Regions from separate parts of the Mus musculus genome. Here regions 2 and 3 are each linked to region 1. A link is a loop called in an ENCODE intact Hi-C map of the cell type or tissue named here. Cell type or tissue: left cerebral cortex. All regions are shown on one strand.

Region 1 (8,000 bases):
GAGAATGGGGTGAGGAGTGACAGCCTTCTACCCTCTAGCTCCTCCAACCAGAATTGCTCCTCTGCCTGCCCTGACCTTCCAGCCAGGGCCAGGAGGTCAAAAAGTCCAGGAGCACCCACGGGAACAACCGTGTCTCTCACCCAGCCCTCTCCCCTCTCTGCCCCACTGCAACCCCTCACATGAGGTTACAGCTCTTGGCTCGATCCTTATGCATCTCGCCCTCATTTCCCCGGTCTGGCCGTCCCGACAGTTGAGTGGATCGCTGCAGTCCCCGGCGAGAGTCAGTACGACGTAGCTGCCTATGGCCACGGCCGAGAGAAGCCACTGTGGCCACATGGAAGACATCCCGGACACTGCGCTCAGAAGATCGGGAGGAACATTCAACGTAGGACACAGCTCCCACTTGCTTGGCCAGCACAGTACCCTGGAAAAGCAGCAGATGGGTGGAAATTATAGGCCTTCGTTTGGGAAGGAGCGTGAGGGCTGTGGGCTAAGGTGGAAGGTCAAACGGAGATGGGGAAAGAATTAAAGGTTAGGGTCAGAGGTTAGAGCAAAAATCAGGAACCAAAAAACCCAGAGATGGGTGTGAGGTCTAGGTTCGAATTCAGTTGGAGGTAAAGGGGTCTCACCTGCTCATGTGTGACAGGGATGAGTCTCTGCTTGGATAGCTCCCTCAGTGTGGCCAGGTCAGTCCGCATGTCCAGCTTACAGCCAACCAGCACCACCTTGGCATTGGGGCAAAACTCCTGAGTCTCTCCTTGCCACTGGTTGGAGGTGGAAGATAGAGTTATAGAGGGGTGGAGAGGGATAGAGGGAAAAGCTTTGCTCCATGCATACAGATGTCACATATCCTTCTAAACCTCCTCGGTAAGAAATGATGTGGAAAGCTGGTCTTGGGTAGGGAAGCTGTGGAGTGTGGAAGCTGGGGAGAAGAGGATTTCAGTGAGGACTCCGGGGTTTTCTATCAGCCTGCAGTCTGCACACTCGCACTCCCCTTTCCCTTACTTTGTCCAGAGAACAGACCAACCACACCCTCTCCTCCCTGGGAATCGAGGACTCCCTGACCGACTCTAGTGCTTTAACCCGGGACTTTTCTTATGGAAACAATAGCCTGACAGCCAGCCTCAGGGCTTTCTAAAGCCCTCGGAATCTGCAGCCCTGCCACCGCCAAGGAGATAGGGAAGGCAGCTAAACAGACCCCAAGGCCCCAGGACCACTTCCAGCTCAGAGACAGACTTGCAGGTGAAAGGCAAGGAGGCTGGAGCAGAGGGATGACAACTTCAGCCACTACTGTTACTCCCTCCTCTGGGTTCATGCCCTTCACGCCTACTCTCCTTTGTAGTTTCCCCAGACTCCCACCTTCTTGAGGACACTGTCCAGTGTTTCTGGCCGGCTAATGTCAAAGCAGATAAGCACAGCATCAGAATCCGGGTAGGCCAGAGGCCGGACATTGTCATAGTAAGAGGAACCTGGAAGAAAGAAAGAAGGCAAACAGATAAGGCAATCTGAGGGGGCAGCTGGCCTGGAAGCGGGTAAGGGACTCAAGTGACCCTGGTCAAGGGATAAAAAGCAAATACCCGTCACAAAGTGTGTCTCAAGAGTAGGCAGAGGGGCTGGTGAGATGGCTCAGTGGGTAAGAGCACCCGACTGCTCTTCCTTCCGAAGGTCTGAAGTTCAAATCCCAGCAACCACATGGTGGCTCACAGCCATCTGTAATGAAATCTGACTCCCTCTTCTGGAGGGTCTGAGGACAGCTACAGTGTACTTACATGTAATAAATAAATAAATGAATAAATAAAACTTAAAAAAAAAAAAAAAAAAGAGTAGGCAGAGAGGAGCAGAAGCAGTGGGAAATGGCTTATGGGTTCCTCTGATCTCACACTGATAATCTGTAATCTTCTGGAGTTTGGAAGCCCTTTAAGAATCTCAGAAAATCTACCACCATTCTGACAAATTTTGTGCGTGCTTTCTGGGCTTTGATGACACATCTTCTAAAGTCCTCCAGGGAACGGAGTAAAAATAAAAACCCTTCCCATGAGGTTGGAGCAAGGACAGGGAGCCAGTGCTCCTGTTCTCCTGGGACTCTAGTTCAGTCTAGAGGAAGAAAAAAAAAAAAAAAAAAAACTACTTTCCACCACCTTCCCCCACCCCAGTAATTCTAAATAGCTTTCCTAAACCCAGTCCTATTTCCTAAGAAACATGTTCCAAAATAAATCATTTCTTTCCAAGTTCCTTGGGTAAGCAGAACCCAGCTGCAGGGCCGATATTAGACTTCCTACGTGGTTTCTGTCAGGCCTAAGAAACTCTGCCTCAGTTTCCCTGGCTCAAAAGAGAAACTGATGTTCTGCTCTAAAACTGGATGGATGTCTGAGCTGACCTGGAATCTCAGGTTCTGGCCAAGGGAGGGGCTAGAGGAAGGGACCTTGGCCGCCGTCAGGGTGACCCCGAGGGACTTGGCTACCTGAAGTATCCCACATGTTGAGCTCAATGCGGCGCTTGTCGATCTCGAAGCTGGCAGTGTAGTTCTCAAACACCGTGGGGACATAACTCTGCAGACACGGATGGGTCAAAATGAGAGAGAGCTGCTCTCCAGTACTCACTCACCCTGACAACTGCCCTCCTCCCTCGACACCCGGTCCAGCTCAGTCCCTAGACAGAAGTTGGTCTGAGGCTGGGCTAAGGGAAGATCCGGGGAGCTACTGCCTCCACCTCCTAGCTAGACTCTCAGATAACCCCCCTTCCCGGGTCCCTTTAGCCCCTAGTTTTTTCTCTCTCGGATGCCCGGGACCTCAGTCATTCTCCCGGAGCGCCCTTCCGGATCCTCTGATGCTCCTAAGCCCCATCCATTTCACCGCGTTCCTTGATTCCTTCCACTCCAATCCTCTGCAGTCCTTTCAGACCCCCCAACGCCTCCTTCCCTTCCTCTGAGCCTCTTTCTCTCCTCCCTGGTTACCCTGGTACCGGTTTCCAGCGGCCCCCGGGGCCCCTATAACCCACTCCCCGCAGCCTCGGTGCCCCTCTCTCCAGACGCCAATTCCTCACCCCGGGGTAGGCGTCCTTGGCGAACACCTGCAGCAACGCTGTCTTGCCGCACTCCGCGTCCCCCACCACTACGATCTTGCAGCGGCCACTCTGCCCCTCCATGGTCCCGGCTACGCGCCGGCCCCCCACGCCGCCCCCCTCCCGGGCACAGCCGCCGCTTCTGCCGCCTCCTCCCCCGCCGCTGCAGCTGCAGCCTCTCGGGCCGCCGACACCGGCATCTCGCGGGCCCGCGCCGAGCCCCCGCCCGGGGCTGCGGGCCCCCTCCGCCCCGCCCCTAGCCCGCGGGCCGCACCTCTGGCCCCGCCTCCCACCCGCACAGCCGAGGGGCGGGGTTCGGGACGGGGCGGGGCCTGGGAGGAGGGGAGGGGGACCCGAGTTAGACTCTAGCGCGCAGCTGTGACCCCAGGAGCGCCTGAGGGTTTGTGGCCAGCGAGCCCCGTTTATTTGAGTTCCTCGGGCATGGAGGCTGGGCTGACCGAGGGCGAAGTTCTGAAGGGTCAGCTGCGAAGCTCCATACACGGGCGCAAGGCCTGAGCCTTCTGTGTGCCCACGCGTGCACGCAGGTGTGCTAGTGCGGCGGACACGCGCGGCGGCAGCAATCTATTTCCCGAACACAGGGGGGCGTGAGATGTTAGGAAAGGGAGGATTTTTGATTTTTGTCTCCCTCCTCCACTCTCGGGTCCAGACAGAGCTTAGGGAAATGGAAGTACGGACCTTAGCACTCCCACCCTACATTAGTGACATCATAGCTTTCTATCTCCATAACGACGGGTGGCGGGATCTAGGCCTGTGACCAACCTAGAAGCATGGACTAAGTTCCTCTAGCCAAGTACTGAGTGGAAAGTTTTAGGGGAGCTTTTGCGTCCTCTGGTGGATGTTTTGGTAGAAAGAGCAAAGGGAAGGCTAAGGAAGCTAGAATCCTTTGACAGCTAAGCTGGGCCAGAGCTAAGCCCCAAAGCCAATTTCAGCCTCATCTCAGACTAGCAATAAGCAAACCGCCATTTGCATGACATCTTTTGCCTAGAAGAGGATGGAGAAAGGGGCTTGGAGGGCTGTGATCGGGATGTAAAGTGAATGAATGAATGAATGAATGAACAAATAAATACACATACATACATACATGCATACATAAGTGAAAAAAATCCTTCTTTAGCCGGGCATGGTGCTGCACGCCTTCAGTCTTAGCACTCATGAGGCAGAAGCAGGCAGATCTCCCTGAGTTTGAGGCCACTCTAGTCTATATAATGAGTTCCAGGTCAACCAGGTCTAAATAGAGAAATCCTGTCTCAAAACAAACAAAACTCTTCTTTAAGTCGAAGATGTTCATTTTAATGTTATCTCGTTTTGAATAACCGTGTAAAGGTAACTAAAGCACACAATCTCATCGCTGTTTTACAAAAAGTAAACAGACACACAGCATTAACACCCAAAACTGTTAAGTTTAAGTTAGAGATGTAACTCGGGAGTAGAGCTACATTCATGAGGCTCTGGGTTCTATCCTCAATTCCAACAAAAGGAAAAGAGAGTGTGAAAGAAAAGGGAGGTGGTGGCACATGTCATTTTAACCACAGAACTCCGGAGGCAGAGCCAGCCTTGTATTCATGGCACCTTCTAGGCTCCAGGCCAGACCTGGCTACATGGTGAGACCCTGTCTTAGAGGTTCTCATGCTTGTAGTTTGCCACTGCAAGAACATAGTGAGTAAGCCGGGCGTGGTGGAGCACACCTTTTATCCCAGCACTTGGGAGGCAGAGGCAGGCGGATTTCTGAGTTCGAGGCCAGCCTGGTCTACAAAGTGAGTTCCAGGACAGCCAGGGCTACACAGAGAAACCCTGTCTCAAAAAACAAGCAAACAAAAGAACATAGTGAATAAAGTCTGCTTATTAGTAAACGGTAGAGTTCAACCTGAGGCACAATTTCACCGGAGTCTGATCCACAGGTGGCTAGATTATAAATTCAGATTTTAAATTATCCTTCAGACTGTGTCACGACAACTTTTAATTCGTATAAGGCTTTCTACGAATAAATCAAGTCTTAGACTCGGCATGCCCCAGAATCTCCTCATGCTTATCAGTCACACGCACGTACACCACCACCCTCCACCTGCACCGCTAGTCTTTTCGCGCCCTCGCAGCTCGGTCAGCAGAGGGACTAGCCCTTTAAGTCCGCCCGCGAAGCCCCACCCCCCGAGCAAGGCCCCGCCCCACCCACTGGTGTCCGCAGCCTGCGCTCTTCCTGACGCGTGTCCCGCCCTTCCCAGCTGTGCACCGGTTCTGTACAGCTGGGAACGCACGTCGCGAGTCTAGCCATGTCCGCGGAGAGGGAAGCAGCTGAGGCGGCCACTGTGGCAGCGGCGACCGAGGCCGGGGCGGAGACCGGGACCGGAGCCGGGGAGGGTGCGCCTTCGCAGCCCCCGACAGTCGAGGTGGCAAGCGACCCGCAGCCACCCCCGGCCCCCGAAGCGTCAGCATCCGCTTCGGCACCGCCACTGCGCTGCCTGGTACTCACCGGCTTCGGTGGCTACGATAAGGTGAAGCTGCAGAGCCGGCCGGCGGTGCCCCCGGCCCCGGGTCCGGGTCAATTGACGCTGCGCGTGCGAGCCTGTGGGCTCAACTTCGCCGACCTCATGGGCCGCCAAGGGCTGTACGACCGACTACCGCCTCTGCCGGTCACCCCCGGCATGGAGGGCGCGGGCGTGGTAGTGGCAGTGGGCGAAGGCGTCGGCGACCGTAAGGTGAGCGGTAGCAGGGCAGGAGTGGGCGCGTGCCGGGGGTGTGGCCGGGCCGGGAAGCCAGCAAGGACGCGGGTGGACTAAACATGGAACACATGGAAAGCAATTTATGTCTCCAGGCGTCTGGGAAAAGGATTTACTGGGAACTGGCAACAGTGTTATTGCCCCTTCCCAAAGCATTTTTTAGTAGTGGCCGCCGCCCCAAGCGGAGTTGGGGGGAAAACAATAAGGCGCCCAGGCGCATGCGCAGGATGACCTGCTCGCCCCCCTCCCACCCCCTTCCCCAAGTAAAACCACACCTGTACCCCTGCCCACTAAACACTCCCGGGGCAGTTGTGGTTTGTGACTCTGAGTGGTGGCTAACTCCCCCTTCCCTCCCGAGGGAGCTTTGAGAAGCTATGTAGATGGGGTTAGGCGGAGGCTCAGAGGCCGTGCCAGAGCGCTAGTCACATGCAGCCCCGTGGTGTATGGGGGTGTATGACGGCCCCTCCCCGAGCTGGGCCAAAGGGGACACACCCATCATGGAGCCCAGAGAGGCTGGCTTCCCCCACCGCCACGGGCCTTACGCTACTACTCGGGTATTTGACGTGGGGGAGGCGGGAATCAGTCTCCCATCTTTGTCTTGGGCTTGCTTTCTCGTGACTGCAACTCCATCCCTTCTTCAGTGACTCAGCTAGCAGGCCACGACCCAGGGTTACCCTTGGGAACTTCCGGCCCAAACCGCTGCTCCTCCTCCCTTTCAGAGGACCCCAGCCCCCGAAATCCAGGCGGAGCCCATTTGGACTAGGGTAGGGAGGTGTGGCACCTTGAGCAGGTTGGCCCAGCTTTGCCGGTCTGTTTCTCGTTTATCATTAATCACAGCCATAACCTTGGCCACATGAGACTTACAGAAGACCAGCTTTCTGAGAGATCCCGATTGAGGCCTCTTTATATCAAGTGTTTAGGAGTTTCTTTTCAAATCCAGCACCTTCATGAGATGCTGCCCCAGAGCAGTCTGAGCCTTTGCTAACCTGCTGGGTTTGCTGCATTTGTTGAACATCAAAACAGCTCCTCCTTAAAGTCGTTCTTTCTGAATCCAGCTGTGGTCACACCCTTGCCCTGACTTAGATATAATCCTACTCTTGGATGGTGCTAAAAGGACTTTGGAGGGTAGGGGTTGGAAGGGGAAGTTAATAGTTCATGTTACTGCTGAAGGCCACCCACCTATCCACTCCTCCCCACACTTTCCGCCTGGTAAATACAGGATTTCCTGCCTCAGGCAAGAATCTGCTGTAAGAGCCTGGATTCTATGGGGAGGGCTTTCCCACCCTCCTGGTGGCTGAGTTGGGGAGGGGTCATGGCCCTGAGTTGGGAGGGCTAAAGGTTAGGTATGAGTCAGATTAAGTGATACTTGTTCGGATTACATCTGGGACTGGCTGGCTGTCCTGCTAGCTTATTGCTCTGTAGCTAGCTCTCTTGGCTTGCTACTGTGTCTTCTGGACTTGAGTTTTGAGGTTCCTTGCCCAGGCCAGAACTCACAGAAAGGCTGTCCTCTTCAATGCAATACAGGGACTTGATTACATGTAAAGGGGGCCTGTGTAGAGGTCTCATTCTCCTACCCTGTGGATCCTAAATGTCCTGTAAGGAGCTAAGATGAGCCTTGATTGTCTAGGACAGCACCCACACTTCTCTCTGTGTGGTCTTCAGAGAGCCAGGAGGACCCATTGCTGACCTGATTCCCCCTCCTCCTGCCCAGCTAGTGGCTAAACTGGATCCTTCTGTCTTTGTCCCTTGCCTCCTGCAGAGAGACCCTGGAGCAAGTGCCAGAGACTAGGAATGAAAGATAATGCCTTTTCGTTGTGGCTGGAATGGGTTGCTCTTCGTGAGCTCGTGAGCGTCAGGCTTGCGTGCCATGTCTGGGTTCATGTATTTTCTAGGGCTGCCATTGTAAGCCTATATACAACTGAAGAAGACCCTGGGCTGGCCACACCCAACCGTTTACTGTTTACAACTGGGGCACATTTACCTGCACTACAGCGTGGCCCTTGCTCTGTGCAGCCCTCTCTCTACAGTTATTTGCTGACTTCCTCTCCTTGCCGTTATTGTCATTGCTGTTAGCTAACATTGCTAAGTTATTAACTATATGATATACATCACGCTATCACTGAATGCTGTTGTTGTTGTTTTCCTAATTAGGAGATCTTAAAGTTCCCCTCCTGCAGATGAGAAAACTGGTTAAATAATTTTTAT
Region 2 (8,000 bases), 86 kb before region 1:
CACAACCTTTGGATAGACTCTACTCTATAGAACCACACATAAGTTACTCATACTGAGATGTAGGTCCTGTCTATTTTATAATGGGAAAAGAAAGAAAACCTTGGTGGGGAAATCAGTAAGTAATGGTCCTATCCACATCGTCCAGCAATACTAAGAACACCGTGGACTCAGCTGTAAAAGACTAAGATTGCTGTGTCTACTGACGAGGAACCACAGCTACAATATACTGTTGGGCAAGAAAAGCAAGATGTAGAAGACTGTATGACCCTACCAGATAACCGCATGAACATGGAAATGTGGGAAGTTCCTCGGGCTGTTTTCTCTGGCTATTTAAAGAAGACGTGAACTGCACATGTAGGATATAATTTAAAAATTTCCGGGCTGGAGAGATGGCTCAGTGGTTAAGAGCACTGACTGCTCTTCCAGAGGTCCTGAGTTCAATTCCCAGCAACCACATGGTGGCTAACAATCATTTTCAATGAAATCTGATGCCCTCTTCTGGTGTGTCTGAAGACAGCGACAGTGTACTCACATACATAAAATAAATCTTAAAAAAAGAAAAAAAAAAAATTCCAGCCAGGCAAGGTGATGCACACCTTTAATCTCAGCACTTGGGAGGCAGAGGCAGGTGGATTTCTGAGTTCTAGGCCAGCCTGGTCTACAGAGTGAGTTCCAGGACAGCCAGGGCTACTCAAGCGAAACAAAACAAAACAAAACAAAACAAGTTCCAATAAAAAAAAAAAAAAAAGGGCAAGCTGCCAACTCACCCAACAGCTGCTAGAGAAAGAAAGAAATCTGGTGCTCAGATCATTTAACAGGACCCCACTGCTTCCTCAATAGCCACCTGCCTAGGGCAGGATGGAGAGAAACTGCTGGAAGACAGGGAACGACTGTAACACACTGGAAGGCCCCTTTCTAAAATGTCCTTCCTGCTGAAGTTACCCACATAGATAAACCAGGTAAAGAAATATTTGTAACCAAAAATGGTTACATTAAACACAGATGCCCAAGTAGGAAAACATTGACCATGGCAACCCACAAACCAGAAGAGTACAAAGGGCAAAGCAAGATGAAAGACACTAAACCAAAGCACGGAGCAGAGGAGCTGCTGCATGGGCACCCATGGGAGCTGCGCTGCTTTCTGCCAGCTCTGAGACATCCAACCTTTGACCCAGCGATAAAGCAACTGACCGGTCTTGCAAAACACAAATCCCATCCTCGTCAGGTAACAAACACAGCAGTGCGCCTGCTCTCCAGTCAGACAACACCCACTACGGCCTGGCTGCAGGGAAGGACAGCCTAACTTATCCCCAGAATGTCTCTAAACCCTAATTCACTGAAAATATCATTTTACCTCATACAAGAGAGAACCAACTCCCAAAATTGTCCCAGATTTTTGCTCTCTCTCAAAAAAATTAATATATGTAATTTTAAAGATGTTTAAAGGAACATAATTGTTTCTTCCTTTTTCCTTGTACATATTCTCTACTAATACCAAATCCCTGTAAAAAATGATTTTCCAAAAGGTCCAGAAATGGATAAAATAAACTGCTCAAAATAGCTACATTTTGAAAAATATCTGTGTATAACCCACTGAGAAACAGAACAAAGCGGTACTTACCATAGCTTCAACATCAGCCCAGGTTGTATTTTCTGGATCCGAAACCAGAAAGCTTTGAGTTTCATTTTTAAAAGTCACATTTAGAGTAACCTGTGGTTCCATGCTGTCTGGCTGGAGCTGAGAGGACAGGTAGATGAAAGGAAGAGGAAGGGATTAAAAACCCACCCGGAGGCTTCAGCTCTGATATATAAGTTAGACTTGGAAGATCATAGTGAATAAGACAGACAATGTCCCCATGATGACATTACTATCTAGTAATGTGTTTTCTACAAATCTCACTGTTACACAGGATTTTTCCTTCTCAAAAATAAAGACACTAATGCTCAAGATACTGCTATAAAGATCTGCACTTATGTTATAGCTACCACTTATATAGAACTTCTATGTTAGAGAGAAAAGCCAAGTTGGGCACACACCTGTAGTCCCAGTTACTCAGAAGTTGATGCAGGATGGTAATGGAAGTCCAAGAGTTCTAGGTCAGCCTAGGAAACAATGAGATCCTATCTTTAGGATTAAAGAGGTGGGCTGTGGGGAGGGTAAACGGCTGTTGAACGAGTTTAAATTTTATCCACATCAACAAAAACCCCCTTCACATGTTTTAGGTCTCTAAGATTTTTCACTGCCTATTTCAGTGCTTGGATAGTTGAGCATCTGTAGCGTAATCCAGCAAGGTGGATTAACACAGACAAGGGCTCTGCCTTGGGGAGTACAAATAGACGGAATTTCCAATTTTAGGTAAGGAGGTCAAGAATAGCCTGGGTTACAGAATGAACACTAAGTCTCCAGAAAATAAGCAAGCAAACAAACCAACACCAAAACAAAGCAGCAACAACAACAACAATCTACCAGAACCTCTTACAATCACTTATGGGGAATTTTAAAGGTATATAAAAGTAAAGAAAGGAACTTGCTGAGTCCTTTTGGACCTATCAGCTAGCTTCCACAATATCCAACTGGGAGCTAATTTAGTTATCCAGTATTCCTTCCTTTCAGTTGTGTGTGGGGGGCTGCAAATGGAATACAGATGTCTAGACGATAGGGAATCACTCTACCACTGAGCTACACCCTTGTCTCATGACAATGTCTCTCTTGACAAAATATTCATCCTTTCATTCGTAAATATTTATGAGAAAAAAAATGTAAAACCCACCATTATCACACCTAAGAAGCTGGTAATTCTTTAATCACTTATCTATTATTAAAGTCGGTTTGACTTTAATGAAGGACTTTGCTTACTGATGATCTGTGACTTTAGGGGAAAAGGTAGTTTAAGTTGTTTAACGCTACAAGTAAACTCACTGGCATTAAAAAAAAAAAGGTCACCTCTTAAAATATTCAGCACATTTTTAAATCTGCATCTAGAAAGGGCCAGATTCTGCTCCACACACAAGAGGCAAACAAGATTAAGTCCTAGACTTTTCCAATGTCACAGGAAGGGAGGCCATGGGGCGGGAAGACTCAGGGTTCCAGACACAGTTCCACCACAGACTAGTCATAGAGCTGTGAGAAACACTATCTCTGAGCTTCAACTGTTTAATCTATAAAAACAATACTATTTTGATGACCTTAACAGTGTTACCAAAGGAATTTAATAAAATTATGGCCTAGGAGATTGGGAATAAGGCCGAACCAGTCAATTATGTGCATAGCTGTGGGGTTCATTTCTAGCACCACAAAGTGTATAAATTCTTATCAACAGAAACAATTCTTTATTTCACTAAGATAGCTTCTAGTTTATTATTTACTAATTTTTGAAGGAGACATACTCTCACTCCGCAGCCCATGCTGGCCTGGCAATTGCTATAGATTTGCCTGCTTCTGCCTTCAGAGTGTTGTACTATGGATACAACTGTCATTTTAAGAGCCTGTAGGGCTGGAGAGATGGCTCAGCCTCCCCCCCCCCCCGACCCCCCCAAAGAACCCAGTTCAATTCCCAGCACCCGTGCAGCAGCTTCCAACTGTCTGTAATTCCAATTCCAGGGGAATCTAACACCCTCCTACAGACATACAAAAACACCAACGGTTTCAAAATAAATAATTGAAACAAAAGAACCTTGTATTCTTAATTCTGACTATTTTATATACTCAATTATTCATTTTTTCCCATCACTTGTCTTTATCTAGAATTGACTTCGATGCCAAGCTAATGCTAATCTCTAGCACCCACCCTGCTGACAACCAGCATGCATTTACCTGAAATGCAATTCTTCCTTCTTAGGAGCTGTAAAATTTAGGCAGACGCTGGCTCATCAACTCCCCAGCAACTCCCCAGCACGTTCAAGTTGGTTGGTTTGTTTGTTTTTTCTTTAAACCAGAAAAACAAAGTGACCAAAATGTAAAAATTGTGAAACACACTTTCCAACTTCAAGAAATACTCTTCCACTCTTTTCTGTCTGGAAGGAAACTATTCTTCCCCGTTCTGAAATTACACAAGTGGGAATTAGTTTCCATACTTTGGAGCAACCAGCTGTTCTGCCCATGGGAGAAAACAGGAAGTAGGCGGTTCTAGTTTAGCTGGCCAATATACAGGTCTTCATAAAGGGCTTACGTGTGAAAATTCTTTCAGCCAGAGCAATCATCTTGAACTTGTGAAAATATCAAAAGTACAGTTAACCACATCTATACCTGAAGGTTTACCTCCAGCAGTCAGGTAGCTGGGCCTAAGCCTGCACTTTCCTAAATGGCACTGTAAACTCATACCTATTGACTCACGTTCATGTGGCTAAGTCAGCTTTTCCTCACGTGATTATTTTTCAACCCCGACAAATAATTTTAATAAAGCCAATTTGGGAATCTGAACTTCATTTTCTATACCAGAAGCTGGCACAAGCAACCTGAGTTTTAAAATGTGTCATCTGAAAGGTGGGTGTTTGACATAACGGGAAAAACGATGCCTTTCTAATTTGGAAGGTCCTAGCTCAAGATATCTTCCTTCAATAGAGCCTTAAAAATAGGAAAGGGACAGAATGAGGAAGATGTATGTCCTTTCTTGTCGCAGACTTAATCCCAGTCTTCCAGTAATGGTTTCCCGGAACTCCATGTCCCCAGGACAGTGAGTGTCACCACCATCGAAGCCCTCTTTATGTTCTGGGGGGGATCGAGACCTTTTCTTAGCAGAAACTGGCCCTTCTAAGCCATGAACTGTCTCCCTCAGGCAGTATCCACCCCCCACTATCGATGACAACCCAAGCGACTCCCTCATCTGGTCACTGAAAAGACTGGCTGCCCCTGAACACGGAAAGTCACTCCTCTTTGCAAGATTTTCCCCTTGAACTTCCCCGAGCACTCTAAGAACGGCGTGCCCCTACTTCTAGGTAACAGTGGTAGCTTCCTTACCAGCTTTCCGCCCACGGGGGGCGCTTGCCAGTGGCCAGTGCAAGGACCGTTCGCGGCCAGCTCGCCTGCTATCCCTGCGGGGTGAATCTAACATGGCGGACAGAGACCGGGCCTAGTCCCATGTTTCCCGGAGTTTTCCACAAGATGATTGGCTCTTTCTATCTGCCCCTCAAAATAACCTCTCTACCGATTGGTCAGTGCTGCGTTGGCAAGGGAGGGACAGAAGCTCTCTGAACCGCATAACAATAACAAACACCCAGGCCGAGGGGCGGAACTAGCGCGCAGAAGTCAGCTGGTTGGATTTCCCTTTCCCAAGCCGATTGGCCACCCTCTGCTTTTCCCAGGTCACTGACATTGGCGGACTAGTTACCCGAGAATCGCGGGGCTGGACGGGAATTGTAGTCTTCCTGGAACCCACAGCTCCTTTTAGTCTATTTTCTGTGCACAAAACACGAACACAGAACGCTGCGATTCATAGCAGCTAAGACGCATAACTGCGAGGAGGTCTCCGCTGTACCGACTGGGTTCCTGTGGTACTCGTGCCTGCTTCCGGTGTGAGAAGCTCTTTTCCCGTAAGACTACACTTTCCAAGAGATGCTGTGGAGAAGGCCTTTCGTTCCGCAATGCATGCTGGAATTGGTAGTTCTTCTTACACAAGTCTCTTATTTACCGAAACTGGAGACTTCCATGGCAGGAAGGCTGAGGGAGGGATGAGACCTCGTTTTGCAACTGCTTTGGGCACTACCTTGCGCTCATATTCCGGCCTCAGGGAGCGATTCCCACCCTTTGTACAGAACTACTGTGACGTAATAAGCAGGCGTAGATGCGAAGGGGCTGCCTAAGAGAAACCTCGAAATTCTTTCTCTTCCGTCTCTTTCTAGTGACGACATACAGGAAAAAAAAAGACTAGGTAGCCAATCGCAAACCCAGAAACAGTTTCAGCACCCCCCCCCCCCAACTCGCTCCTCCCTTCCCTTCCGCTGACGTGTCTGGATCTTGTGTTCCGAAAGGCTAGCGCTAGGCGCCAAGCGGCCGGTTTCCTTGGCGACGGAGAGCGCGGGAATTTTAGATAGATTGTAATTGCGGCTGCGCGGCCGCTGCCCGTGCAGCCAGAGGATCCAGCACCTCTCTTGGGGCTTCTCCGTCCTCGGCGCTTGGAAGTACGGATCTTTTTTCTCGGAGAAAAGGTGAGACAGCCCTGAGGAACAGAAAGGGTACCCCGGAATACTCATATGAAAGGCAGGAAGCTGCTGGTGGAGACGGGTGTTTACTGATTAGGAAAGTACCTGGGGCGGAACCAAAGGGTCCCAGACGTTTTCAAACAGGACTCTTGGGAAGGGTGCAGTTTGTGCATTCCCGGGGGCAGCTGTGAGGAAGAGGGCAAAGGATCTACGAGGGGGAGTTCTGGCTGTAATCGTATCTTGAAGGTTGTATACGGATGCGGGCTAAAGGATGAGAGGAAAGGCGGGCAGAAGTGTGGCAGGGAAGAGGGGGGAAAAACGGAGTTTGTGGAGGGAAACTCCTGAAGAACTAGACCCGAGTACATTTCACAGAAGGTTCTAGAAGGGAAGTACATAAGGGAATGGCAATAGTAATGAATGCTGTTGGCAGAGAAGACGTGTTTAAAGAGAGCCTTAACAGGGAAACATCCAGAAGAGGTAGGGTGGAGACGCTTTAGCAGTTTTTAAGTGTTCCTTTTGGCGACTTTTAAAATAATATGTGTGCTTCTTTTTTGTTTGGTTGGTTAGCGTTTATGTTGGTGGTTTGGTTTGGTTTGGTTTTGGCTTTTGTGTAGCCTTGGCTGTCCTGGAACTAGCTCTATAGACCAGGCTGGCCTCGAATTCACAGAGATCCACCTGCCTCTGCCTCCTGAATGCTGGGTAGTTGATTAGTTTTGAGACAGAGTCTAGTCTCATTTATATTAGCTCTGGCTGGCTTGGAGCTGTGTATAATAGAACAGGCTGGTCTTAAACACTCCTCCACCTGCCCCTGTCTCTGGGGAGGAGGGGGTCAAAGATATCCACTACCATTCTCAGCTAGTTTTAGAGTTTGTGAGACAGGGCCTTCTGTAATTGGGTTGTGTAGCTCTAGGTGACCTTGAACTCTATCCTCCTGCCTGTACTTCCTGAATGCTGAAAGTACAGGTTGAAACAACCATATCTGATCTTTTGGCCTCCCCAAACTAGCCCAAAAAGACTGCTGAACTTCTGAGTCCAAGCCATCCTCCTCCTTCAACTTCTCCAGTCCCTGAAACTATAGGTATGACACCACTGGTTTTGATTCTAAGCAAGAAAAAGAACACCAGACTCTGGGGAAAGTTCATATATATATCACTTCTGTCCAGTCACTCCATTTTAGCTTTTTTTTTTTTCCTTGAAGAAAGGAAGTGACCCAAGGAAGGCTTTCATATCAAAGAGTAGAGAATTTAGATTGCTAGCTACAAAGAGCAACTGCTAAGAATTTTATTTATCTGTTGATTTATTGGTGTTTGTTTGTTTTGTTTTGAGACAGGGTTTTTCTATATAGCCCTGGCTGTTCTGGAACTCACTCTGTAGTCCAGGCTGTCCTGGAACTCAGAGATCTGCCTGCCTTTGACTCTCAGTGCTGTGATCAAGAATATGTGCCACCACTGCCTGGAGAAATTTTTATTTTTTAAAGATTCATTTTTCATTATCTTTAATTATGTGTATGTGTGTGCAGAGGTTCTGACCTGGATGTAGCGTTCCAGACATCTGACATGGGTGCTGGGAAGAGGCACATATTTTTAACCACTGAACCATCTCTCCAGACCCTGAGTTTTTTGTTTCTTAAGATTTATTTATTTATTTTATGTGAGTACATTGTTGCTGCCTTCAGATACACCAGAAGAGGGCATCTAAGCTCATTACAGATGGCTGTAAACCATCTTGGTTGCTGAGATTTGAACTCAGGACCTCAGGAAGAACAGTCAGTGCTCTTAACCGCTGAGTCATCTCTCCAGCCCCCGGGTTGGGTTTGTTTTTTGTTTTTGTTTTTGTTTTTTTTAATGTACTATATGTAAGTA
Region 3 (8,000 bases), 74 kb before region 1:
TGATTTGTTTTGTTTTCCAGTTCCTGGGATTGAACTGAGGGCCTCTTCATGGTCGGCTGCGTTACACGTACAGTCCCAACCTACCTGGGTGAATTTTAGTTATGTGAAGCTTCTTCCTCTGTATGTTAATAGGAAACGAATCCTATAGGCACACTCTACTGCTGAGTTACACGTGCAGCCCATGCAGTTAGTTCTTAATGATAACTGATTAGAACTAAAAACTGTTACTTGGAGCTTTTATCGCTGCTATTGGGAGACAGATCCAAGGAGATTTCTGAATTGGAGGTCAGCCTGGTTTATGTAGCAAATTTCTGGACAGCCAGGGCTACATAAAGATCCTGTCTAAAACCAAAATAAAAATAAATACATATCTACCTACCTACCTAGAAAAAAATAAAACAAAAGTTATTCCTTGGGGTGGGTGCAGGATAAGGCGCTCAGTCCTCAGATCTCCTGCACTGAGATTCCTTCTGTCCCTCAATTATGAGTGGCAGCTTTGTTTTTATTCTCAAGGTGGGGTCTTGTGATGTTCAGAGTGGTCTCCAAGTCCCATGTTCATGTCGTCTTCCTATCTCGGCCTCCCAAGTATCTGGAACTGCCAATATGCACTACTATACCTGACTCTGTGGCAGGCCCTTGTGGTGTTTGCTAGTCCTTGATGTGTGTGTATCCATGTGGGGGAAGTTGTTTTGTTTTGTCTTGCTTTTTGCTTGTTTGTTTGTCCCCCCCACCCCCTCCCCACACATACACAGGCTTTCTCTCTGTGTAGCCCTAGCTGTCTTGGAACTGGCCCTGTAGACATGATTGACCTTGAACTCACAGATCTACCTGCTTCTGCCTGTTTTGTTTGTTGGTGTTAAAAGCCTAGGTCAGGACTGGCTGGCCGGCTCTTTTTACAAAAATTAAATGTGACTGTAATATTTTTTAAGTGCTGAAATGGGTACCTAGTAGTTCTGGTTTTTTTTTTCCCCCCAAATCCAAATCTAAATGCTGTTCCCAGTGACTCATCCTGTTAAAACTCAAAAGTACAGATACGCAGTAGGCTGAAAATACTGTGTGGCACGAAAAGTGTTTAAAACATTTGAATTTTGTAGTAAACATTTACTCTTATCAGAAGCTAGAAGAGAAACATTTTAATTTTTTTTTCCATTTTCATTCCTATTCATCTCCAAGCTCTTCCTACAACAGTCACTACCTTTTTACATATGGGAGTTTTCATCTGTTCAGAGTTGGTGTTTACAGTGTGTTTATATAGCTTGGATCATAATTACCATACTGAAATATAATTATTTCAGAATTGAGTCAGTGGTGAGAATGAAAGCCATCTGGTATCATGACTCAATCCAATTTCTCTTTTACTAAGAACTTCCTTTGGTGTCTAGCCTGTCTCAGAAGCAGTAACAGAGCAGTCTCCTCTGTGGACATTGGATTCTCACAGTGACCCCAGAAGACTGCCAAGGGGGACTAAGTTCAGGTAGACAGCTTGGCTCGAGGTTGTTCTGCTCCTGTAGACAGAGCTGGTAGTAGGAGCCAGCCTTCAGGCTTAGTCAGGTGTGGTCGTTGCCCTCTGCACCGTCAGGACCCCTCTGACCACAAGTCCTACATTACTAAGCCCCTTTGGGCGGGCTTTTCCCTCCCAGCCTTTCCCGTGATCCTGTTCTACATGTAACAAAAGGACTGTGTTTCTCTCACACTAGCAAGTCATCTCTTTAGTGTCTTACATGGCCGTTACCGCTAGAACTCAGTGTCTGTATCGCACACAGAATAAAGTAAAGACAATAGATGAGTTTCCTGCCTGCCTGGGCTCCCAGCTACCTCTGTCCTCTACTGCAGGCCTCCATGATGCCCTCTCAGAGTGGCTGGCATGCGCTACCACCAGGCACAGTCCTGCTCAGCTTCACTTCTCCGCTGTGCTGTCTCTGCTCGTCTCCAGTGATTGCAGTTTGTCCCTTATGACTCAGCTGTCCTCTGCCGTCACTTCCTTGTTTGTGTATTTTTTGTGCCGTTCTATATAGACCTGCTCATGTGCACTGCGCTGTGTCCTTTTGTCCTATTTAGTTTTTCCTTCTAGCACATTTCTTCCTTCTAGATGATAAGTTTGTGCAGCTCATTTTCCTATTTTATTTGTGCAAATGCTTGAACTTGTCCTACTCAGTTTTAAAAAGTCAAGTCAATCCCAATCCATGCCAACACAGCGCTGTGAGGTGGGCTGTCAAGATGGCTCAGCAGGTAAAGGCACTTACCACCTGACAGCCTGCGTTTGATCCTTAGGACGCACAGATTGTTCTCTGGCTTCCACATGTGCACCGTGGCAAGTGCACACACTCACACATCGCCCAGTACATACACAGTACAAAAGTACATTCTTTTAAGTACTGTGAGGCAATCAAAAATATATACACTAGGCTTCACATAACCATGGCTAGGGTACATACACTCCAAGATCTCTAAAGGGTGTCTTGTAACCTCAGATAATACTGAACCCTGCATACACTATGGTGTTTTCCCCTCCCCCTCTCTCAATGCATACATACCTTTGATGAACTTTTACCTTTTCATTTAAAGGAGCATTTTATGCCCTTGCTGTGGTATGTCTAAATTGCCAGCTTGATATGGTGGCATATACCTAGAATACCAGGATTTCAGAACTGAGTCATGAGGGTCTGTGAGTTCAAAGCCAGCCTGAGTTACATAGTGACACAGAATCTGTGGGGTGGGGTGGAGTGGGGTGACTGGCATCATTGCTTGTTAGCTCTGGGGCCATAGTAAGTCGAATTTAATGTTACTCGAACACAGACACTTTTATAGCCTAGCACCCGATTTCGTGGCAAACTTCTACTGATCTGTTAGCAGTTATGAGTACAGCCTGGATACACTGGACTAAAGCAGAGCTAGGCTGGGTTTAGTACCCAGTAACACATAAAGGTGTTTAACACTGCACAAAGGGATGATGATTCAGATTCTGGGGGGATGGAGTAATACTGACTAAAAATCTTCTACATTTAAAAACTCATGGATGTGCCAGTGGGATGGCTCACTGGCCAATGCACCTAAGGCACAAGCCTGGTGACCTTAGTTGGTAACACTCATAGCCAATTAAAAGGCAAGCAAGTAAAAACTTACAATGGGCTGGAGAGGTAACTTAGTGGTTAAAAGCACTTGCTGCTCTTTCAGAGGACGCAGGTTCAGTTTCTAGCACCTTCATCAGGTTGCTCACAACAGCCTGTAGTTTCAGGGAATCTGACACCCTCTTCTGGCTCCCAAGGACATTGCATAAATGTGGTGCCCACTATACCCACAGGCACAAGTCCTCACAAAAGTCAGTCTTTTTCTTTTCTTTTCTTTTTTAAATTATAACTGAGGGAAAGCTTGCTATAAAGCAAACCTTTCGGGGGACTGGAGTGATGACTCAACAGTTAAGAGCACTGAATGCTCTTCCAAAAGGTCCTGAGTTCAAATCCCAGCAACTACATGGTAGCTCACAAGCATCCGTAACAAGATCTGATGCCCTCTTCTGGTGTGTCTGAAGACAGCTACAATGTACTTACATACGATAAAATAAATACATCTTTAAAAAAGCAAACCTTTCTGTCTTTTTTTTTTTATGGGTTTTGTGTGTGTGTGTCTGTCCATATCAAGGTATGTCACATGTGTTTAGGTTCCTAGATAGCCCAGGAAAATGTATCAGGTCCTCTAGAATATAGCTCCTGACAGTTGTGAGCTACATGATGTGAGTGCTGGGGACTGGTCAGGTCCTCTGCAGGACTAGCAAGTGCTCTTGACTGCTGAGCCATCTCCCATCTTTTCAGCCACTGGTTTGACTGGGGATGGAGGGTTCTGGAGGGTGGCCTTGAACTTTCAGTATGTCCAGGATGACCCAAATTCATTCTCCTTCTTCTATTTCTCAAGTTCTGGAATTGTGGGACTACACTACCACACTAAGGACAATTTGTGTGTGTGTGTGTGTGTGTGTGTGTGTGTGTGTGTGTGTTTGTGGAGTTTAGTTAAGATTCAGGATATGCGTTGGAAATGATGCCTGACAGTGAAAATAACCAATGTGAGAGAAATATCAGTTGTCAAGCCAGGGCCTTGAACTTGGTTGGGAGGTGCTCTGCTGTTGAGCCTCATTCCCAACCTAGAGCTAATCTTATAGATGCTGGCAGTAATCCAGAGCAGTGAGGAGACCGGTATTTCTGTCTGCTTTCTGAATGCTTGATGAAAGGATCTTTTGTTTTGTTTCCTTTGAGACGGGGTCTCATTGTGGAACCCTGACAGGTCTTGAACTCTCAGAATCTATCTGCTTCCTTTCTGCCTCTCCAGGGGTGGAGGCACCAGCACACCCACAGGATCAAATTTTCTCCTCTGATCTTTGTTCCTAGCAAGGCAGACCTTTGATACTGAATTATTCTAACTTTCTTTTTTTTTTTTTTTTTTTTTTTTTGGTTTTTCAAGACAGGGTTTCTCTGTAGTCTTGGCTGTCCTGGAACTCACTTTGTAGACCAGGCTGGCCTCGAACTCAGAAATCCACCTGTCTCTGCCTCCCAAGTACTAGGATTAAAGGCGTGCGCCACCACTGCCCGGCATGAATTATTCTAAAATAGTGGTTCTGTTGGGGTTCGCCAAAAGACCCTTACTCACAAAGACCACAAAGACCGCCACCATCGCTGCAACCCACATAAGGATTTTTATTGATCCTACATGTTGGGGACTTCCCTCCCAGCACGCAGGCCAGAGGAGAGACCCAGAACAAAGAAAGAACACACTTTTTATACCTTTGTAAGGAGCAGATTTGAGCAACAGGATTCTCATTGGTGTAGCAAGTAACCCTTTCAGGCATTGGTTGGTTTGTATAGTGACTAAGTAACCCTTTGGCCTAGTGACTCACTTTGCTTGCCCCATGGTGGGTTATTATGATTTGGTCAGCAAAGCAGTAATACATTCTGAACTTATGGATCAGCTATTAACGCCACAGCTGTTAATGTTCTCGCAACAAGGTCAGGGTGGTTTGTGGTCTTTTTCAGAATGCAATATGGGGCGGGAGGGGGGCAGGAGAATTGCTAATCTTATTATGGTTATTTCTCTGAGGACAGCTAATATTGTTTTGGCAGCTTGTAGGCTAATTCATTTTGACTGCTAAAACTATGTTTTTACATTTGTTTAGTCAGGCAGCTTCCTTATCTGGCTCTGCACTTGGTCTGCTGGTACAGTTTGGAAAGTCCTTTTCGAAGAGGGAAGGTACTGGGTGGTCTTGAATTCATTTTGAATATTACAGTTATCAACCTTCCTAATGCTTTGGCCTTTAATACAATTCCTAATGTTGGGGATGACCCTCAACCATAAAATTATTTTTGTTGCTACCTTGTGATTACAATTTTTCTACTGTTGTGAGTTGTAAATATCTGCGTTATCTGTGTTTTCCAACGGTCTAAGGTTTATTAAACCCCTAAGGGGTCACGACCCACAGGTTGTGAACCACTGTCTTAAGCCTATATCCAGGCTCAGGTATAGCAACTTAAAGCTGAACCTCTTTAGCCAAAACCAAGTGTTTGTTTGTGTATAAACAACTACTAAGCCACACTTATTCTTTCTTTCTAGTTTGGAACTGATCAAAGAACCTGTTTCCACAAAGTGTGACCACATATTTTGCAAGTAAGTGAATGGTTTTGTAGATCCATTAGTAGCTTTTGTACGTGTTCTTCACTGCACAGCATTTGTTTCTTCAGTTAGATGACAAGAAAACTAGCCTTGTTTCCTCAGGGAGCACCTAGGAATTCCTCATGTATATTGGCTGTAGCCATCGTTCTTGGTAAAGTTGTAACATAGCTTATCTGTGTATAAGAAGTCACATAGCCGCCAGGCGTGGTAGTGCACGCCTTTAATCCCAGCACTCGGGAGGCAGAGGCAGGCGGATTTCTGAGTTCAAGGCCAGCCTGGTCTACAAAGTGAGTTCCAGGACAGCCAGAGCTACACAGAGAAACCCTGTCTCGAAAAACCAAAAAAAAAAAAATCACATAGCCATGTTGTACAGAGGTTCTGTTGGGTTTTGGTGTCCAAGGGTGAATGTAGGCTGAAAGCAGTTGTGAAATGAGCAGCTCTGTTTCAGCCATCACCCCTTCTTGTCTCCGTTCACTCCTAAGTGACCTTCCGCTCTTCCTGAGCAGGAGGTGCAGTGTTTGTGAGTTTTGTGGTGCTGATGAAAATAGGGATCTGAACGATATATATTTATTTTATTTCTATATCTGAACAATATATATTTATTCATTCATATCAATGACTCCAGTCACACGTAGCCCTCCGTATCTAGAGATTATGTGTTGGCTGAATGAATCACCCATGGGCTGAAAATGTCCTGGAAATCAGGAAACAAATTGCATCTACATGGAACATCCACAAACCTTTTCTCCTTTTCATTGTTCCCTAAAGTATATAAAGTCATAGCCACGTATCATTTAATTTACAAATAAATTTCTATTTACGTGTGTATCTTTGCTTATGTGAATGTATGCATGTATGTGTTGGATCTCCAGGAGCTGGCGTTACAGGTAGTTGTAAGCTGTCCAGTGTGGATGCTGGGAAGCAAGCTCAGGTCCTCTGCCAGAGCAGCAAGTCCTTGTAACCACTGAGCCATCTTTCCAGCCCTGGATCATTTATATTTTATTACATTACCTATTCTAAGTAAACTGTATCTTTTTTTTTTTTTAAGATTTATTTATTATTTTATGTAAGTACACTGTAGCTGTCTTCAGACACACCAGAAGAGGGAGTCAGATCTTGTTACGGATGGTTGTGAGCCACCATGTGGTTGCTGGGATTTGAACTCTGGACCTTCGGAAGAGCAGTCGGGTGCTCTTACCCACTGAGCCATCTCACCAGCCCAAACTGTATCTTTTTATGTAAGGAACTTGAGTATCCAAAGATTTTGGTATCCATGAGACCTATCTCGCCCATTCTGAGGGAAGACTGTTAAGAATCTTGCTCTTTTTTTTGTTGTTCAAACAGTTTCCGATGTTATAGTTCTAGCAGTCTATGAAGTTCTAAATGACTCTTAGGGCTAGCCTGCAACTGTTGACATCTTAGGGCTAGCCTGCAACTGTTGACATCTTAGGGCTAGCCTGCAACTGTTGACAGAGATGCTTCACAGGGGTGCTTTGTTATGCTTTCCTTTTTTTTTTTTTCTTTTGGTTTTTTGAGGCATCTCAACTGTGTGTCCCTGAGTAGATTTGAGCTCGGTATGTAGACCAGATGGGCTCTGAACTTCCTGTGGTCCTGCTTCTGCTTCCCAAATACTGATGGTACAGGTGTGAGCCACAGCATCTAGCCTTTGAATGAAGGTATCTAAATCAGTCGTGATAGCATACACCTTGTCTTAGTTACTGTTGCTGTGATAAAGCACTGTAACCAAGAGAGATTACAGAAGGAAACAGTTAACTGGGGCTTAGAGTTCCAGATGAGTCCATCACCTCATCCCTCAGTCAGGCCGGGATCACAGCAGGGGCCTGGCAGGGGGTGTGACTGGCATGGTGCTAGAACGTTAGAGCTCACATCCTGACCCAGGAAGCAAGAATAATGGAAATAGTAATTTTTGTTATTGTTATTTAACAACTTTCTGGCCGTCTGGCTTCTACATGTTAAACTATATATTGTGTAGGAACAGTTTCTTTTTTCTATTTTAGTTTTCATCATGTGCACTCATGTGGGTCGTGTCAGAGCATGTGTAGATGAGTGTAGATGCCCATGGAGGCCAGAGGAAGGTGTTGGATTCCCTGGAGTAGGAGTTCCAAGCATTTTTGAGCTATCTGTGGGTGCTGAGAACTGAACTCGGGTCCTCAATAACAGCAATCCAAGCCCTTAACTGCTGAGCCATATTTCTAGTCCTCTTAATGGCATTTTGGGACATGATGGGAACATTCTAAGATAGGGCTAATTTGAGGTAATAGTCTACTGGGTTCTGTCTTGTTCGTGGTTCTTTACCCCCTCTGCTGTTTTCTTCCCCTCCCCTC

What was found. Peaks named below come from ENCODE experiments on the same cell type or tissue, not always from the same donor. Only the 100,000 strongest peaks of a DNase experiment are listed, where the experiment ranks them.
Region 2: a loop joins it to region 1, with 4 times the contacts of the local background. A loop is called at or near these places in 17 of 42 quality-filtered maps.
Region 3: it touches region 1 in a loop (4-fold over the local background); 15 of 42 quality-filtered maps call a loop at or near these places.

What each region holds. Positions count from the first base shown.
Region 1 is chr11:101,463,482-101,471,481 of GRCm38, reverse strand. It overlaps Vat1 (vesicle amine transport 1), which reads left to right and starts at 5,283. Exons shown (of 6, transcript NM_012037.2): 1 at 5,283-5,774. The coding sequence starts at 5,349. It overlaps Rnd2 (Rho family GTPase 2), which reads right to left and starts at 3,307. Exons shown (of 5, transcript NM_009708.2): 1 at 3,043-3,307; 2 at 2,462-2,549; 3 at 1,360-1,469; 4 at 630-764; 5 at 1-424. The coding sequence starts at 3,144. The coding sequence ends at 176. In left cerebral cortex, CTCF peaks have their summits at 3,675, 3,889 (motif pointing left), 5,177 and 5,732; DNase peaks (open chromatin) are centred at 3,831, 5,299, 5,739, 6,304 and 1 more place; H3K4me3 peaks cover 3,968 bases; H3K27ac peaks cover 3,398 bases.
Region 2 is chr11:101,549,913-101,557,912 of GRCm38, reverse strand. It overlaps Brca1 (breast cancer 1, early onset), which reads left to right and starts at 5,958. Exons shown (of 23, transcript NM_009764.3): 1 at 5,958-6,144. It overlaps Nbr1 (NBR1, autophagy cargo receptor), which reads right to left and starts at 5,259. Exons shown (of 24, transcript NM_008676.3): 1 at 4,958-5,259; 2 at 3,815-3,925; 3 at 2,038-2,103; 4 at 1,622-1,738. The coding sequence starts at 1,723. In left cerebral cortex, CTCF peaks have their summits at 4,970, 6,012 and 7,819 (motif pointing right); DNase peaks (open chromatin) are centred at 5,216, 5,614 and 5,849; H3K4me3 peaks cover 2,632 bases; H3K27ac peaks cover 1,620 bases.
Region 3 is chr11:101,537,630-101,545,629 of GRCm38, reverse strand. It overlaps Brca1 (breast cancer 1, early onset), which reads left to right. Exons shown (of 23, transcript NM_009764.3): 3 at 5,596-5,649. Among named protein-coding and RNA genes, the nearest start is that of Brca1, 10 kb to the left of the region's middle. In left cerebral cortex, a CTCF peak has its summit at 3,255 (motif pointing left); DNase peaks (open chromatin) are centred at 1,217 and 1,935.